Linked DNA regions of Mus musculus: region 1 is linked to region 2. The links are chromatin loops, found by intact Hi-C in ENCODE. Cell type or tissue: heart. All regions are shown on one strand. Links, peaks and the distances in the headings refer to the core of each region. The heading gives the core; the rest is flanking DNA.

Region 1 (2,902 bases), core at 149-2,648, 160 kb after region 2:
TCCAGGGCTGGTGAGATGGCTCAGTGGGTAAGAGCACCCGACTGCTCTTCCGAAGGTCAGGAGTTCAAATCCCAGCAACCACATGGTGGCTCACAACCATCCGTAACAAGATCTGACTCCCTCTTCTGGAGTGTATGAAGACAGCTACAGTGTACTTACATATAATCAATAAATAAATCTTTAAAAAAAAAAAAGACTATTCCAGTGGGGATGGAAAAGTTAAGTGTGGAGTTAAAATATACTTCAACTGGTGATGGACTAGGTGTCCAGAGTCGGGCAAAAGGATGCTCTGTGGTAGAGGTGCCTGCTGTGTAAGCCCAGCTACCTGAGCTCAATCCACAGAATCCACAGCGGAGTGGGAAGAGAAACAACGTCCCAGAGTTGTCCTCTGGCATCCGACGCACATTCGCCATCCCCAAGATGTCATACATATGTGTACATACTACACACTGGCGCACGCGCACACACACTCTTTTTTAAAATTCAGACTTAGAGGGACATAAAGGATTTGCTCTGATATATGTTCAATTGAAAATGACTTTGAAGATAGAGGGCAGATCGAAGGAAGCTCAGCAGGAAAGAATTAATAACATGCAGGTGAAGGGCTATAAACTAGTCTGCAGAGGGCCTTGGCTCGACAAAAAAATCTATGGGGTTTGCCGGTAAAATAAGGAAAAAGTTGTCAACATGAAACACAGAACACTAGCAAGAGAGGAGTGTTAGCAGAAAGAAGCCAACAAGCTCAAACAATTAGGTCGGCTGAAAAATTTTAAAATGTCTTCTGATTTGGCTACTGGGAAGCCACTGGTGACTTCGGTCAGCGTTTTCTCTCTCGTGACCAGAGAGATGTCTAGTAGCAATAATGAGTTAGGAGGATGTAAAAGAAGTAAAACAGCCGAAAACAAGTCCAAAAAGTTTGGGGTGATGGAGAAAGGGAGGAAACAGAGGCCGCCGAAGATAGACAGCGGCATGTTTATTTGTCTTGTTTTCTTAGATGTAAACAAACTAAAAAAACTCGTGAGTTCTTCTGCCAGTACCGGGTTGCCTCCAGCATCCTCTGATGGTCTTAGAGACCCCGGGATGCTCCCCCGCGGCCGTATAATTTCCTCCCTGACGCTCTCCCGATCGACAGCGGCTCCCTCCCCGGGTCCTCTTTGCACCGCTCCAAGGCCGCGCTGCTAGGGCCATCGAGCCCGCTCAGGGTCGTCTCCTTACCTCGATGGCCCCCTCGCTCAGGTGTCCCACCATGGCTGCACCGCTAACTCCCGCGCTCGCGCTCTTGCACCGCCTGAGCTTCTCTGCCGGGGTCCCGCGGGCTGCTCAACGATTGGCTAGAGCAACTGTGCGTGCCGATCCGCCCCCAGCGTGAGCGCGGTGCGAGGGGCGGGCCTAGACGCCGATAGCCACCGCATTGGCTACCGCGCGGCAGGCAGAGCACGTGACTCTTCCGAGGCCGGGTTCGAGGCCTAGTGGCGGGATGGCGGGACGTGAGGGCGGGGCGCTGGGTCGCAGTGCGCCTGTGTCAGCGCGGTGCTACTGAGTTGTTCCCCCGCCAGCTGTCGGAACTTTGCCCGCCCAGTCCTTTGGCGGACAGACAGAATGGCAACCCAGGGAACAGTCGGAGCTCTCCCCTGGTAACTGCTGCTAAATATAGTCAAAGCAGTGACCTGGGTACTTCTTCACGCAGTGCGTGCCCGGCGCCGGTGCCAGGCCCAGAGCTTGGCACTGTGGGATAAACAAGGTAAATCAGACTCAGTCTCCGCCCTCTTGAGTTCCACCTGAGAGTTGTGGCCGCAAGGAACCCAGCCTCAAGGATGGTAGACGCGATATGGGCCACACATGTGGAGCTCCAGAGTGGGGGTCAAAAATCAATCAGGCTTTCGAGAGGCGATGCGGTTTGAACTGAGTTAAAGTGTGTGTAGAAATTTGTCAGGTGGATTCCAGTGAGGATAGTGATGTTCCTAAAAGCCCAAATGGCCTATGCAAAAGTATTGGAGAGCCTGGCGTGCTGGCTGGCTCTGATCTGTTTGTAATCCCAGCCTTTGGGATGTAGAAGCAGCAAAAGTTCAAGGTCACCCTTAACACCGTTGAGTTCGAGGTCAACCTGAACTAAATGAGACCCTGAAAAATCAAAATTTGGGACCCAGGCGTGGTGGCATTCGAGGTAAAAGCAGGCAGATCTCTGAGTTCGAAGCCAGCCAGGCTAACATAAGATCCGGTCTCAAAAAAAAAAAGTAATAAAAATAAAAAGGGAGAGAGGCTATATGAACTGAAAGAAAGACCTGGAGATCAAAACAGAAAACTGAGCCGTCTAAGAAATGAAAATATTTAACTTCATAGTTGCTGGAGTAAGAAGTCTGGAAAACTTTGGGCAACTAAGGTAAACAGGTCTAGAAAGACTGGAATAGTAGCCATCTACTGGTATTTTGATCTCTGTTTGTACAACCACAACCTACTATAGTTTCTCAAACAGTTCCAAAGAATATGTCTGGGTGAATTGGTACCACACCACAGATTAACTCTCCTTCAGCATATCAACAGCTATAGAAAACCCCAGAAGAAATGATTTTGGTTGCGTGTCACTTGGTAGGATGAAATCTCGATTTTCTAGAACTATGCATTAATAGAAAGCTGAATCTTCATGTTCTGACTTTACAGAGCTGCGGCAGCATGGATCTACCGGTGGATGAATGGAAGTCCTACCTACTTAAGAAGTGGGCTTCACTCCCGAAGTCTGTGCAGGACACAATTTCTACAGCAGAGACTTTGAGCGACATCTTCCTTCCTTCTTCTTCCCTTCTTCAGTAAGTGAATGGAAACTTCAGGGAAATTTTGGTCTGGAAAATGTTCTGCCTTGTCATTTGGTCTGAATATCTCTTTTTTATAGGAGAGAGTAGCTTTA
Region 2 (2,872 bases), core at 373-2,872:
TTAAGACAGATATAGCTTGACCCAGAGTGTGCTCATCAAGGAACAATGGTTCACCTTAATAAGAGTCCAGCCTGGGCTTCCTGTGTCTCCCAGCCTCTCTAGACATCCCTACCCCTCAGTGCATTCTGGAGCCCACTCTGCCACCTCAGCATACCAAAGCCTAGTCTGTCCGTGGGCACCTTCTGTTCTAGCTTTCACTTCAAGTTCTATAGTGGAAAGATTGGTGCCAATGGCCCAATGGCTTCTCCCCAGCAGCCCTCTCATCTCCTGGGGCCTTTACCTGATCAGAGGTATGCACCACCGTCTCCCAACATTGCTGTATAGCTTCTGTCACATGTGAGCAGCCCTGCCCCCACTTAGGAAACCAGATGATACAGGATAAAGGCTGCAGTGCAAAACCATCGTGACTGTGTCCCTAAGACCTTGCCGAGCAGGACAGTGGTAACTGTCAATCAGCTTGGGCTGAGGACACTTCCATCTGTCCAGTGAGGGTCCCCCTTCCTGAGTTACTCAGCAGTCTGAGTAATTACTGCCTGATGAGAAGGCAGGCTCAATGCAACCCCCTCCCCCATTACACCACAACACCCACCAACAGCCACCCCCATTCCCTGGCTGGACTCCAAGTCAACATCCAGCCCTCCTAAATCCCAAAATAACTGCTTCTCACACTCACACCGCCCAAGTCTGCCCAATACATTGGAGTCGATGGGGCAAGGGGTTCATGGGGAGGCGGCACGGGAAGGTGGGAAAGTGAATAGCAAAGCCCTCATCCTGGCCCACAGTTTAGTACTGATTACTGGATGCTGCTGAGCAAGTCAGCTAGCCTCTCTGGGCCTTAGTTTTGTGTCTCCACAGCTCTGTTCTAAGAGTTTAGTTTGCCAGGGCTCAGGTGGTGCAGGTTCCTGCAGCTGGCAGGAACTAAGGAATACCTCACTTTGTGTTCCCAACCCTAGAAGGACCAAGCTGAAGAATGTTCTAAACAAGGTTACTTCAAACATTTGTGCAGTCTTTCCTTTCCAGGTGTCCTCTCTGCTCCACCTGTTGAACCCAGACTTTCTGAGGGAGAATCAGGTCTGATTCTCCCTCACACTCAGCTCAAACCAGGGGCCGGGACCTTAGGGTTCTGAGTATCTGTATTCGTGCCAGTGATAATGGCCTTGCTTCTGACTTCTGATCACCCCTCCAAGTTTACTCCACAGAGAACTTAGATCTCTGGTTAGATGGCAGCTGTCACATTAGCTCCACTTCCACCCCATCCCCCACTCGCATCCCGGATCAGCTCCAGAGCAACACCCTCTTTGTCTTTCTTCCAGACACTTCCATCATCTGAACTTTTCTCTTTTTGTCCTATTAGAGTATAAACTCAAGGAGGACAGGGACCTTCTCTTTTTCACTGGCTGAATTTCCACATAGTGTAATACATAAAACTCTAATATGTTCAACGAGTGACCTGGCCCAGTCTTTTTCCTCTTAGGGAGTCCTTCTTATCCCGGGCCAGTAGGGGGTGCCGGCCTCCACCTAGGATCTCTGCTGGCTTGAACCTTCTCCACACTTGGCCCAAAGGGCCCTTGCAGGACCGACCGGCTTTTCAGGCGGTACCTCCTCCCTGTTTGGAGAATCCTCTCATGGGTGGGGTCTGTGTAGGACTAAAGGGGACCGGGGAGGCCTTCCAGCCAGAGATAGCCCACCTGAACTCCCATAGTTCTTTATACGATTTTCAACTGGACATCCCCAAATGCTAGCTGTCCCGCACATCTCCCCCCAAAGAACAGTGTCTTGGAACTCTGGATGGGCGGGCGGGGTGGGGGGAAGGCTATGTCGCCGGAGCAGTTCTGGGCAGGGAAGAGCCGTCGAGCCTCACAGGAAGGAAGGGACGCGGGTCAGAGAGGAGACGGGGCAAGGGTGTTGGACTTGTCATCGGGGCTCAGGGCCGGTACACTGTTCCAGCCGCTTCTCTTGATGACCTCCAGCAGCGAAGGGCAAACAGGCGGGGGCTGGGCTGCGGGTGCGTGCTCGGAGAAGCCTGCGGGGCCGGGGAGGGCGATTACAGTGGCCGGACGACCCGCGGATGACTGGGGCAGGTACTTGGACGGACGCGGGCCGAGGATCATCCCCGGGGGCAGGTGCAGCGAAAACACCTTGGAAGGCGGCGCCGCACGGCTGAGCGCCGCTGCCCTGGGAATAGGACGGCGCTCCGCACCGCGAGCTGAGAGCACTTTCATAAATTTTGTATGGGAGGCGCTCCGTGAGCGGGGGCGGGGAACGGAGCGGGAGGGAGGGAGCTGAAGAGCGAGGGAGGGAGGGAGGAGGAAGAGAGGTGGGGGAAGCCGGGGGGAGGAAGGGAGGCGCCCCGCTCGGCGGATCGCTCGGTCCTGCAAACGCGCGCCGGGCGCTTTCCCGGAGCTAGGCTGTGCGTACGAGCGCCCTTTTGCAGCAGCCGCTGCCCGAGGGGGCGGGGAAGAGGGGACATCGGCTGGCCGGCTAGGGGGCGGCGTCCCCCCTCAAAACCGCCTGCAAAGTGTTTGGGGCGGCAGAATCAGGCCGCCGGCTCGGCGGAGCAAGCCACTCGCCCGGGGCTGAGCGAGCGCACCGCGTTGGTTGGCAGCGCCGCGGTTGCTAGCAGGCGCCGGTGCCCTGAGCACCGGGTTTGGGCTCACCATGCCCCTGCGGGACCGGGCCGCCGGGCACAAGCGGATTCCCGGCTTGCCCCCGCCTCGACGCGCTCGGATTAGCTGCAGCTGGCGCCCAGGGATTTGAATCTGGACCCCAGGAGGGAGCGCGCCTAGGCCGACCTCGGAGCGGCGGCCCCGCGGCCAACATGCTTCGCAAAGGTGAGTTGGAACCTCAGGGGCAAGTTGGAGTTGCATGGAAC

What was found. A loop is a pair of places that touch in the nucleus more often than their neighbours do. Peaks named below come from ENCODE experiments on the same cell type or tissue, not always from the same donor. Only the 100,000 strongest peaks of a DNase experiment are listed, where the experiment ranks them.
Region 1: a loop joins it to region 2, with 2.9 times the contacts of the local background. A loop is called at or near these places in 1 of 42 quality-filtered maps.

The regions. Positions count from the first base shown.
Region 1 is chr11:75,347,011-75,349,912 of GRCm38, forward strand. Rpa1 (replication protein A1) reads right to left here and starts at 1,373. Exons shown (of 17, transcript NM_026653.2): 1 at 1,216-1,373. The coding sequence starts at 1,248. Smyd4 (SET and MYND domain containing 4) reads left to right here and starts at 1,423. Exons shown (of 11, transcript NM_001102611.1): 1 at 1,423-1,741; 2 at 2,659-2,804. The coding sequence starts at 2,671. In heart, for the core only: no CTCF peak of the experiment used is centred there; a DNase peak (open chromatin) is centred at 1,491; H3K4me3 peaks cover 2,096 bases; H3K27ac peaks cover 1,744 bases.
Region 2 is chr11:75,191,464-75,194,335 of GRCm38, forward strand. It overlaps Rtn4rl1 (reticulon 4 receptor-like 1), which reads left to right and starts at 2,530. Exons shown (of 2, transcript NM_177708.5): 1 at 2,530-2,831. The coding sequence starts at 2,819. In heart, for the core only: CTCF peaks have their summits at 1,494 (motif pointing right) and 2,428; DNase peaks (open chromatin) are centred at 518, 1,558 and 2,428; H3K4me3 peaks cover 1,414 bases; H3K27ac peaks cover 1,817 bases; H3K27me3 peaks cover 1,157 bases.